Regions from separate parts of the Homo sapiens genome. Here all the other regions are linked to region 1. A link is a contact called in ENCODE Hi-C or POLR2A ChIA-PET data. All regions are on one chromosome and are shown on one strand. The core of a region is the stretch at or near the end of the contact, and the rest is flanking DNA. Distances in the headings are between cores, read along the strand shown. Region 1 has its middle 64 kb from the start of CARTPT. Region 2 overlaps MAP1B (microtubule associated protein 1B). Region 3 overlaps MAP1B (microtubule associated protein 1B). Region 4 has its middle 42 kb from the start of MIR4803.

What was found. Hi-C counts contacts between places; a loop is a spot of excess contacts on that map. ChIA-PET counts read pairs that join two places held with the same protein, here RNA polymerase II (POLR2A). Pooled maps may share reads with other maps.
Region 2: a pooled map shows a loop between it and region 1 (2.7-fold over the local background). The contact joins two enhancer-like sites. A Hi-C loop is called at or near these places in 1 of 37 single-sample maps with no recorded cell type and 1 of 50 pooled maps. POLR2A ChIA-PET finds 5 or more read pairs at or near these places in 2 of 52 experiments (Panc1 and SK-N-SH).
Region 3: a map of posterior cingulate gyrus shows a loop between it and region 1 (2.8-fold over the local background). The contact joins two enhancer-like sites. A Hi-C loop is called at or near these places in 2 of 168 maps with a recorded cell type or tissue (dorsolateral prefrontal cortex and posterior cingulate gyrus), 2 of 37 single-sample maps with no recorded cell type and 9 of 50 pooled maps.
Region 4: a loop to region 1 is called in a map of prostate gland, with 4 times the contacts of the local background. The contact joins two enhancer-like sites. A Hi-C loop is called at or near these places in 2 of 168 maps with a recorded cell type or tissue (ascending aorta and prostate gland) and 4 of 50 pooled maps.

The regions. Positions count from the first base shown.
Region 1 is chr5:71,781,843-71,784,635 of GRCh38, reverse strand. No RefSeq gene overlaps it. Among named protein-coding and RNA genes, the nearest start is that of CARTPT, 64 kb to the right of the region's middle. Within about 2 kb of position 1,520, at least 10 of the 41 ENCODE cell types and tissues checked have a DNase peak (open chromatin) inside an H3K27ac peak, as active enhancers do; they include ascending aorta and prostate gland, where a contact is called at or near this core.
Region 2 is chr5:72,149,831-72,152,843 of GRCh38, reverse strand. The region is part of intron 2 of MAP1B (microtubule associated protein 1B); the gene reads right to left. Among named protein-coding and RNA genes, the nearest start is that of MIR4803, 18 kb to the left of the region's middle. Within about 2 kb of position 1,518, at least 4 of the 41 ENCODE cell types and tissues checked have a DNase peak (open chromatin) inside an H3K27ac peak, as active enhancers do.
Region 3 is chr5:72,184,536-72,187,426 of GRCh38, reverse strand. It overlaps MAP1B (microtubule associated protein 1B), which reads right to left. Exons shown (of 7, transcript NM_005909.5): 4 at 673-813. Among named protein-coding and RNA genes, the nearest start is that of MIR4803, 17 kb to the right of the region's middle. Within about 2 kb of position 1,443, at least 3 of the 41 ENCODE cell types and tissues checked have a DNase peak (open chromatin) inside an H3K27ac peak, as active enhancers do.
Region 4 is chr5:72,210,065-72,212,999 of GRCh38, reverse strand. No RefSeq gene overlaps it. Among named protein-coding and RNA genes, the nearest start is that of MIR4803, 42 kb to the right of the region's middle. Within about 2 kb of position 1,573, at least 15 of the 41 ENCODE cell types and tissues checked have a DNase peak (open chromatin) inside an H3K27ac peak, as active enhancers do; they include ascending aorta and prostate gland, where a contact is called at or near this core.

The DNA.
Region 1 (2,793 bases), core at 271-2,770:
TTGTGACCACTATTCTGGGCCACTACCACCCTTGCCATGATTGATCTTCAGTTGTTTCATGCCAACCTGGGCTCTCTCGTTGTCCTGTGAGCCTCCTGACAGGTGGGACCACAACTCCTGCTGCTTTTATCACATTCCCCCATCATATTTATTCAATAAATGTTTATTAAGCACCTCCTTTGTTTCTGGCATGTTCTAGGTTCCAGGAATACAGCAATGAACCAGACTGTCCAATCCCCTCCTCATGGAGTTTACATTCCAATGAGAGAAAAACAGACGATACCCAGGCAAACAAGATACTTAGAGATCATTACAAGTGCGATAAAGGAATAAAACAGAGTGAGGAGTCAGGAGGCCTTGAGGCAGAGGGAGCCTCCTTACATCATGGGGTGAGAAAGGGCTGTCTGCGCTGAGCCCTGAGGAAAAAGAGCCAGCCAGTGAGGAGTTAAGGGAAGAGAGCTCAGGTGCAAAGAGCCTGAGGCAGAAATGGGCTTGGCAAGTTCTGGAAGGAGAAAGATGCCTGGAGGGTGACCAAGCAGGATAGGAGAGGGGAACAGAGCTCAGAGCTTGCAGGCCTGGGGAAGTTTGGATTCTGCACACGGTGTTGAGAGAAGCCACAGGACATGACACAGCGCTCACATGACACAGTGAACACTAAACGACTACCACATCTCTATACCTGGGTGCCTCTCTGCACACCAAGCTACCTGGAACCACTGAGCACTGCCTCCGGGGTGCCCCGTTACCCCCAAAATTGCTGTTCTAGTAGGGTGCCGGGGACAACCTTGTGGGCCTGGAGTCAGATGGTCTGAGTTTCAATCTCTACTCTTCTGATCACACGTTGAATGACTTTAGGCAAATTATTGAACCTAAGCTTCAGTTTTCTAGCCTGAAAAAAGTACATCATAAAGGACATATCCCAGATTACTGTAAGGGTTAAATGAGCGGATAGGTACCACATGCTCAGTCGTTCTTATGTTGTGGTGGTGATGTTTATTAATCGTGCTAGGAGTTCAGCCCTGAAGTGTAAACACTTCCTAGCAGAACGTGCTGTAATTTCTGGCATCAGCTATACCGTTTTCTGGGCTAAGAGCAACAGATCAGTGAAAAGGGTCTGAAAAGAAGAAAAAAAAAAACGGTATGATACAACACGTCTACTATTTCCCAAATAACATGACCTCTACTTTCTATTTTTTATGCAACACGCTGGAAAGTTCTAATGCATTCAAAATCCCTCTCCAAGCTCTCTCTGGTTTCTTATTAGCATATGTCCAGAGACAACATCAGTCGTGCGACCCTCTGAGGAGAATCGATGACTGAAAATGTAGCGCGCCATGACCAGAAACTCAATTCCCGGCCAGATGAAAAAAGAAGCCCATTTAACCCAAGGAATGTCAAGGCCAGGGTTTCTGTTCAGATATCCTGAGAAACGAGTTACATGGAAACGCCGAGACGGAGGCCTCCATCCCCACGCCGAGCATGTCTTTTCTTTGGTGCGCCAAGGAACCCATTAAGAACCAAGCCCTGGCGCCATCTCCTGGCAGTCTCGAAAACTGAAAAGCAGACGTTTAACACAAGGGACCCCTCCCTCTCCTTGACAGAAATTAAGTTCGGGGGAAAAAAACTGGTAATTTCATGGGAACTTCTGTGTTTTCAACCTCCTGTTAAATATTTGAATCGAGAAGAGCAGATGGTAGCAGTCTCAGCCATTTACAGTCCCCACAAGGGACTGTCCCTGCTATACCGCCACTTCCTTTGTTTCTGTAAGAGCTTGTCACTCAACAGAGGTACCAGAGATCAGAGCCAGCACATTTATCTGCAGTAGCTGGTGCTTGGCCCCACTCCCACAAGTGCACCCAGCATTACCTGAGGATAGTCCTCTGCCCAAATTAACATCTTCAAATACATCTACTTTCTCAAAATACTTTACACAAAGAAAGCATGCATGAAATCTGCCTTCAAAGAGGTGGGCTCCAAACTCACTGCAAAGCTGCAAGCCCAAGTTCACCTCAGTACCCAGAATCTCATGATAAGGATCAGTTTGGGGTCTTGCTCTCCCTAGGGAAAGACCAGGTGGCACCTTTGCCTTCACAGCCACTTTCACTTTCCAAGGCTTTGCCTGGCCCGGGGAGTTTCCGCAGTTAGCGTTCAGCTTCATACTCACCATAAAGCCAGGTAACTTGGCATCATTAGACACAGAGCCTGAAATGACTAGAAAAAATAAATCTGCAGGGTTGCTGACCAAGGAGTGAACCAAAATCCCCAGGAATTTGGTCTTATTCCTCTGGAAGGACAAGCAGGGTGGTTTTGAAAACAGGGAAGCCATTGGCTGGGCTGGTTCCTCCCTGCTTTACTCAGGGATATATATTTACTTATTTAAAATGCATTGAGCCCTTTCTGCTTGGCAGATAATGTAAAAAGCACTTTACCAGCAGTTCTTTATTTAATCTCAACAACAACCCATACAACTGGTATCATTTTTATTTCCATTTAACAGATAGAAAACAGAGAGAACTTTACATAACTTGCCCAAGATCTTAGAGCAAATAAATGGTAGAGAAAGGATTCAAGTTTATGCATCCTGATTCTTCTTAACCACATAAGAAAGTATCTCTCAGAGACCCAGGACTTGGGATTTTCATTGGCACTTCTGAAAACACAGCCACTCCTCATGTTTGTAGGATGAATGAAATGGGATAATTTTCCCTAAAGAAAAAAGGTGCCCTCCATAGCCCTTCGAATGTGTGTGTGTGGTGGGGGAGGAGGAGATGCAGTAGCATCTGGCCCCGAATT
Region 2 (3,013 bases), core at 269-2,768, 370 kb before region 1:
CAGGCTGAGCTGCACAATGTTCTCCTCACTCACAACAGTACTTCTGAACAAAAATTATTGTTTTCAAGAAACTTGGTTGATTTATAAGAAATGCTATAAAAATACCATGGGGCCAGGCACGGTGGCTCATGCCTGTAATCCCAGCATTCTGGGTGAATCACTCGAGGTCAGGAGTTCAAGACTATCCTGGCCAACATAGTAAAACCCCATCTCTACTAAAAATACAGAAACTGGCTGCGCGTGTTGGCGGGTGCCTATAATCCCAGCTACTCAGGAGGCTGAGGCAGGAGAATTGCTTGAACCCAGGAGGTGGAGGTTGCAGTGGGCCGAGATTGCGCCACTGCACTCCAGCCTGAGTGACAGAGTGAGACTCTGTCTAATAAAATAAAATAAAATAAAACAACCATGGGATTTTCCAAATGCTTTCTTTATTCTTCAGTTTTTCCTTCACAGACCTGGTGTCAGTCCACATAATGCTCAGGGTAGGAAGGGGAGTGAACGGGGTCCGACCCCAGGTTTTGCAGAACAAGGAATCCCATTTATTTCAAAGAGCTAGAGGCCAATTGCTTCACTGTGTCCCTCTCTCCACTCCTGGAGGAAAAAAACATCTACTTTTTACGTAAAAAAAAACATATCCATAGATAGGATAATTTAGGAACACACCCTGCTAGAATGCTGTTCTGGTGTGCACCTTTAGAAAGAACCACAATCTAAATACAATGTGGGATACCGCATTGGATCATGGCATGGTAAAAGGACATTCAGTGGAAAACCTGGAGAGATCAGGAAAAAATCTGCCATGTAGTTTAACTAACAGGATGTTAATTTCTTAGTTTTGATAAAAAGTAGCACGGTTATGTAAGTTGCTAACAGTAGGGGAAGCAGGGTGAAGGGGAAACAAGAACTCTCTGTACTATCTCTGCAACTGGTCTGTAAATCTAAAGTTATCTAAAAATAAAAATGTGTTTAGAAAAAGGAATCACTGTGAAATGTCAAAAGTGATTAAAAACACAACCCAGTGATGACACAATGATTATTTACTATCTAAAGAACAGGGAGGGAACTGTAAAAAACACAGAGAGAGAGGCTGGCCCCTGGGTGAGCCCAGCTCAGCACTGCCAGTTTGGGACCACACCTATTTCAGTCTCACAGAGACAGTTTTTCTTTAAAACCCTCTAAAAAATTATGAAAACAAATCCACACCCATTGTGGACAATATGGATGCCACAAATGAAGAAGCAGCAAGCAGAGGTGTCTAATCACTTTACCCAGAGACAATCATCCTTGTTCATCTTTGACCATGTTTCCTTCCAGTACTTTTTCCACATAGCCATTTTTTTACATAGTTGAGGGCACAGTGGAAACACAATATTTTGGTCCTGTTTTCTTCACTTTATGTTCTATGATCAATGACTTCCCCACTGCAATGCTTTGGACATGACTTGTTTGTTCTTGCCAAATCTCATGTTGAAATTTGATCCCCAATGTGAGGGTGTCTGAGGTGAGGCCTAGTGGGAGGGGTCTGGGTCATGGGGGCAGATCCCTCATGAATGGCTTGGTGCTGTTCTCATGAAGTGAGTTTGTCCTGGTTCTGGCAAGATGGGATTAGTTCCCAGGAGAGTGGGTTGTTATAAAGCAAGATTCTTCCTTCTGTTTGGTCCCTCTTCAAATATGCCCACTTTCACTTTGACCTTTGCCTCCATGTCTTGATGAAACACAAAAGCCCCCACCAGAAGCCAAGCAGATGCCAACGCCAGGCTTCTTGTACAGCCTGCAGATCCATGAGCCAAACCCCCTCTTTTTTTACATAAACAATCCAGCCTCAGGTATTCCTTTATAGCAACACAAAATGGACCAAGACACCCCCATTTATCCAAAGCTTTGTAAACATGGCACTCAACAGCTGCCCGCTAACTCTGCTGTGCATCACCTCCACAGCTGACCTACCCAGACACCAACTGCTGCACTATTAGGATGCAAGAAAATTATGGCTGCTTCATAAAAAAGAGTGAGATCATGTCCTTTGCAGGGACATGGATGGAGCTGGAGGCCATTATCCTTAGCAAACTAATGCAGGAACAGAACACCAAATACTGTATGTTCTCACTTACAAGTGGGAGCTAAATGATGAAAATACATGGACACATCGAGGGGAACAACACGCACTGGGGCCTATCGGAGGGTGGAGGGTGGGAGGAGGCAGAGGATCAGGAAAAATAACTAATGGGTACTAGGCTTAACACCTGGGTGATGAAATAATCTGTACAACAAACCCCCATGACACACATTTACCTATGTAACAAACCTGCATTTGTACCCTGAACTTAAAATAAAAGTTAAAAAAGAAAGTTATGGGTGCTTAAGGAAAAAATCTGTCCTATATGCAGCCCTCTCTGGGCTTAAGTTATCCCTCACTGGCAAATTAGGCAGAACAGGTAGTTCCAGAATGTTTGGGGTCATTTCGGCTTGCAGCCAGTCGGTGATGCTTAAAATATTAATACATGCCAGTTACCACCAGAGAAAAATTTAAAACATGAGAGACAAGAATGCAAATTAGGTTTTCTGAGTAATAACGGTATAAAATATTAAATGGATTCTGAGTCAGTAATTCATATCTAATAAAGTAAAAATAGCAGATATCAAGACCTAGGAAACTATGGTGCTGTTTTAAATGGGCCATTCTGTTTATATTGCACACCAAGTCAACATATTTATTTTTGTAAAAGCTAAATGGGACTTAATATCAGCCCAATTTCAAAAAATGGGTAAAAACCTAGGTATGTAAAAGATGCGGAAATGGCCTAGGCCTAGCTCTTATTCTGGAAAATGAGATCCCACATGATATACCCACTCAGACACATACACACAGCCAAATCCTAAAATAAACTTAATCCTGCTAAGGATTTTCCTCCCAGTGGCGCACTCAAGTGGCTACATCAATATTCAGGAAGAAAAACCAAATATGCATAGAGAAGCCAGCTTTGAGGAATACACTTAAATTCTTATTTCTATT
Region 3 (2,891 bases), core at 194-2,693, 400 kb before region 1:
AAGCAGAAATAAGCATATCAAAATCTTTGATCTCATTTTACAAAATACGACTAACTTCACACAGTTTTCAACACTTTATATGTGTCATCTTTGAATAAGATACGCATTAGAAATATGAATGATCCAGCTTCAGTCCAGCTACTTTAGCCATCTTTTTCTTGGGTCACAGACGTGCCCCATTTTCCTACGTGGCTCCTTTTGTAAAGCCCTCTCTCTTTTGTGGGCTGTTCAAACAGCCCAAGTTCAAACACTGGGGCCAGGCATTAAAGTAAAAGAAATCTGAAATAATTAGGCCTGGAAAACGAGGTGCCAAAAGCCCCAGATATCTTTGGAGTATTATTTCAGAAAACAGGAAACGCAGGTTTTCTTTTGGGCTCTGACATTTCAAGTTTCTCCATCATTTTTACCATCTGTAAAGTGTTGACTGTTCCAACCCCTCCCATCTATATCTCAGGCACATTAAGAATGATTCCAATTAATTGTAAATGAGTGCTCTAAATTCTTTTGGCAATGAGCCATAGAAATAAAGTATTTTGGATCATGCAGTTTTGCTTATTTCAGGAGAGCTGTGAGGTTCCCTCCCTTCTTCTTTTGTCTCCCCCAGTGCTCTCAAAGAGGAACCTAAGGCAACCAAGCCACTAGAAGCACAGATATTCTCAGACACGAACCTACCTCTTGATCGGTGAAAATCTCTATGAAGTTCTGGAAGGAGAAAGAGCCGGACTGGAGAATGAGCTCTCCGGTATTTTCAAAGCACTGCCCGGTCAGCACGAGCAGCTTGTGTCGGGCAGCATCAGTGATCATTAAGCGCACCTGAAATAAAGCACAGAACGTAGGCCCTGAGCCATGGGCAGTGCTGCCATCCCACCTTCAGGACAGGGCTAGCCTTCGGAGCCATGGGAGTTTATTACCAGCAAAAAGCATTCATTCCCCAAAGGTCTAATTTCTCCTGGAGGCCAGAAGAGCACGGGAGGGTTGAATGGATCCCTGGCTGTAGGATCATCCACAAAGCCAATAAGTGTAGTTATCAGTTTGCCCAAGAATGCCATTTTCAAAGTTTCTCTACAATCACGACAGTAGCGATAGTTGACTTTCTCCCCCTAGTTTCCTCCTCTTTTTCAAAGCAGTCTTCACAGCTGGTAATCATTTGTTCCACAGCTGTTAGAAATGTCTGCTAGCAGCACGTGGTCTGCGAAACCAGGGAAGACGGAACTATCTCACAGGCTGAATCACCATGTACAGTCCAGGTTCCCCAGTGGCCTCCTCAGTAAGCACGGTGTTCCAAACTAGGGTCCCAAACCAACCCCTCCCATATGCCCTTCCAAGGCGTGCAGCAAGCACACACACAGCTCCACGGCAGTCTCCAGTGGCATCAGTAAGGTGCTTGACATTGAATATAAAGAAAAGGCTGCCCCTAAATAGCAATCTTTGAGATAATTGCACATGGTTTGCGCTAAGGAACTCTCTGTGCACTTTTCAGTGGCAGGAAGCCAGCTGTCCTTCAGCAAACACCACTCTAAGCACCAAGGTATCCATTCTGAGCCCAGTTCATGAATGTTCAGCACATCCTACTTGCCAGGCATCATGTTAGGCACTGAGGGGAGGATACAAAAGTAAACAGACCATGACCCCTTACCCAAGAACCCCACAGTGTAATCATGCAAAAAACACATGTACCTAAGTAATTGTTTCAGCCCCATCTGCTCCACAGGCAAGCCTGGATTCCTTTTATAAAATTCCATATTTTTCCTTTCTCACAACTCTTCCGGGCAGTTTGCCTGGACATATATTAATTTTCCAGCTTTTTTTTTTTTTTTTCTCCTTTTGAGACAGGGTCTCACTCTGTTGCTCAGGCTGGAGTGCAGTGTGCAGTGGCGCCATCTCGGCTCACTGCAACCTCTGCCTCCTGGGTTCAAACAATCCTCCATCTCAGCCTCCTGAGTAGCTGGGACCACAGGCATGCAACACCATGCCCGGCTAATTTTTTGTATTTTTGGTAGAGACAGGGTTTTACCATGTTGCCCAGGCTGTAATTCTCCAGCTTTTTTCAAGCTGTAATTACTTCCCGATTCTGTTAGTAACAGAGATTGCTATCCCATCACTTTCCTCAGCTTCACACCTTCATGGATTGTCAGAGGTCCTGCTGATCTAAAGCAGGCAGAAGTCAGTCATGACAGGTGACATCACAACAGCCAAAAAGTGGAAGCAACTCAAGTGTCCGTCAACTGAGGAATGGATACACAGATGTGGGCTATCCATACACTGGCACTGTTCAGCCTGGAAACGAATGCAGTACTGACACATGCTACGACATGGATGAACCTTGAAACTGTTAGGCTAAAATAAGCCAGACACGCAAGGCCACATAGTATATCATTATATTTATATGAAATGTCCAGAATTGGCAAATCAGGACAGGCAGGTTCGCAGTTGTCGGCATCGGGGAAGAATGGAGACCGACTGCTGATGAGCTCAGGGCTTTTGGGGCGTGATAGACGTATTCTAGAATTAGATAAGGGTGATGGTTGCAAAACTTTGTAAATACACTAAAAACCACCAAATTACACACTTTAAAGGGATGAATTTTATGGTCCTTGAATTATATCTCCATTTACAAAAACAGGATACAGTCACAGAGATGCTCAAAGTGTGGGTAGAAGGGACGCTGCAAACAATGAAGGTTCCCAGGGACTTTGGCTGCTTTCATGTCCGAGAAGCAACTCTATCTCAAAAGCGCTCAACTATAATAAAGGAAGTGGAAAGTGGAGTGATAGCAACTCCTCTGGCCTGGGTGACCAGGGACTCTTGGCTTCAACCAAGTTCTTATGTCACACTGGGCTCCAAAATACCCAGTGACTCTCCATAGCAACAGTTTCATATGGTGGTAATAA
Region 4 (2,935 bases), core at 324-2,823, 430 kb before region 1:
AGTAGGTAGAATAGACCATTAATGCCCATTACAAATGTCCTCCATTGATAGCATGCTGGGCCACTGCTGGGTATGAGTGTTTCCCAGGCTCTGGCTCATTAGTTCCCATCTTTTTTTTTTTTTTTTTTTTTTTTGAGACAGAGTCTCACTCTGTTACCCAGGCTGGATTCTCCTGCCTCAGCCTCCTGAGTGGCTGGGATTACAGGTACGCACCACCACGCCTGGTTAATTTTTGTATTTTCACTAGAGACGAGGTTTCACCACGTTGGTGAGGCTGGTCTCAAACTCCTGACCTCAAGTGATCCACCCGCCTTGGCCTCCCAAAGTGCTGGGATTACAGGTGTGAGCCACCACACTGGGCTTTGCCCCAACCTTGATCACAAAAATAATAGTCATATGGAGACCAGGAAGGTAGAGAAAAAGAGAGTGCTAGGTAAATGGTGGAGATTGCAACTTAAGATAAGGTGGTTAGGGAAGGCCTTCCTGAGAAAATGACATTTGAACAAAAACCCACATGGGTGAGATTGAAAACCGTGGAATCACCTGGAGAAAATGCATGTTGAGCAAAGGAAATAGCATAAAGGCCTTGAGATGAAAGGCTGAATGCCTGAGGAATAGCAAGGAGGCCAGTATGGCTGGAGCAGAATGTGTAAGGTGGAAAGAAGTGGGAAATGAAGTCGGAGAGAAGGGGTAGAGGAGGAATGAATTGTGTAAGCCTTCTTAGCCCATCAGTAAAGACATTGGCTTTTACTCTAAGATGAGAACTTACTCAAGAGCTTTGAGCATGGGTGGCATGATCTGACTTAACATTTTTAGAGGATTACTCTACTGTAGCTGCAACATGGAGAATAAGCTAGGAGGGCAAAGATAGGAAACCGGAAGGTCAATTAGGATGCTCCTGCAATAAACCAGGAGAGAAATGATTGACTTGGACAAGGGTAGTAACCGTGAATGTGAGGAGAAGGTATCAGACTGATATATTTTGAAGGTCAAGCCAGCAGTACTTGCCGGCCAGTTGATTTGCTGATGGGCCAAAATTTTTGGCCTGAACAACAAGAATATGTATTTGCCATTTACTGAGGTAGAAAAGCCTAGGAGAGAAGCAGTTTGCAAATGGAGATCAGGGGTTTGTTTGGGGACATGTTACATTTGGTTTAGGGTATTTTAAAGACTCCTATTGGATATCCACATGGAGATTTTAATGGGCACTGGATATATGAATTTGGAGGTAAGGGATGATGTACAGGCTGCAGATATAACTATAAAAATCATCAGTTTACACATGGCATTTAAATTCCTGAGACTGCATTAAAGCAGCATGCATTTCTGGTTTTAGTGGGGACAATCTGAGCCATGAAATAGAGCTGTGTCTGTTGGTGTACGGCGAGATCTCCCTGTGAATCAAGCAGACCTCAGAAGCCCTGCTCCACCATCTGTGAAAACATTGCCAGTAACCCCTGGAGAAGTATCCAGAAGAACTGCTCATATTAAACGAACTAGGTGTGACCAAAACTGCATATATGGCTCCGGTGAATTTCCAAGGCATACAATACAAGATCAAAGAGGAAATAGTTCTGGAATTATGCAAGGGACCAAGAATTCATGAGTCAGGAGTGTGTTAAAAAAAGCATTGTAGGGATATAGAAAATCATCCAGAATGAGCGGTACAATTAAGAAGAGAGAGAAAATATGATCACAGGACCTCAACAGACCTTTGTTGATTTTCTCAGAAGATAGGAAAAAAGAAACTGAAGGAAAGCTGCCGCCAACTTTTCCCCCTCCATTGTGCCTAGATGGGGGGAGAAGGGGATGTAAACAGCAGGGCAGGGTTCAGGTAGGGTGACTAGCCCTCACTGGTTCCCAGGGACTGAGGGGTTTTCTGGGACACAGGACTTTCAGTGCTGAAATCAGGGCAGTCCTGAGCAAACCAAGATAGTTGGCCACCCTGGCTTCAGGCCAGAAGGAAGGCTTCCTGGAACTGAACAATTTGGCAGTGGAATAGAAAACAACTTATTTACTATTTAATTTGAGTCTGATAGATGAAATTAAAATCTGTAAGTGATGATTTCCCACCCTGAGTGCTCACATGCTTAACCCTTTAATTTCTGGAGGGATTTCAGAATCCCTCTTAGCAAGCAGTGATTTCTGATAGGACCATTCAATGTAGCCCCATGGTTTGGAGGGGAAATGTTAAGATCAAAAGGAGTGGATATGACACACAGAGGGATATCATAATAACTCAGGACAGGCTGCTGGGGTCTTTTGAGGCTAAAGGACCATCTCTGCAGACAGGCAGGGCCCAGTCTTGGAGGTCTCTATTAAGAACCTTATGGGCATGTTTTTTGTGGCCACATGGTGGGAAACTGAAGTGCCAGGGCCTCCCCCATTTACATGCTGCCATTGTGAGCAGTCTGTGCTCCTTAACATATGCTGATCCTGCTCTCTGCTGAGACCCTGTGTGAGCTCTTGTCTCTGCCTGGAATTTACTTTTGGTCCAACCAATGCACACACACACACACACACACACACACACACACACACACACACACTCCAGAGCTCAGCCGAGACATCATTTGCGGTGCTTTTCCTATGGTCACCTAAGCTCGCTCTTGAATTTTAGGAGCCCCCATCACGATGTGGTATCATTGCCTCTGCTGGTCTGTCTTCCCCCAATCAGTTAGGGCAGCAGTTAGGTTATATCTTGTAATATAACCTACTGCCAGGTACAGGGTAAATGTGTAATAATCATTTGAATGACAGGGAGGAAATCCTCCTCTTGTTAGGTATTCTTTGCTACATATATAATCACTTTTTCCCAACAACTGCTAGTTCCTGGGTGTGAGTCAAATCCACAACATATTATGTTAGATAGAGGATATTCTGTAACAGTGAGCAAGGAACTAAGAAAAAGATAGGTACTGAGCACAATTGCTGA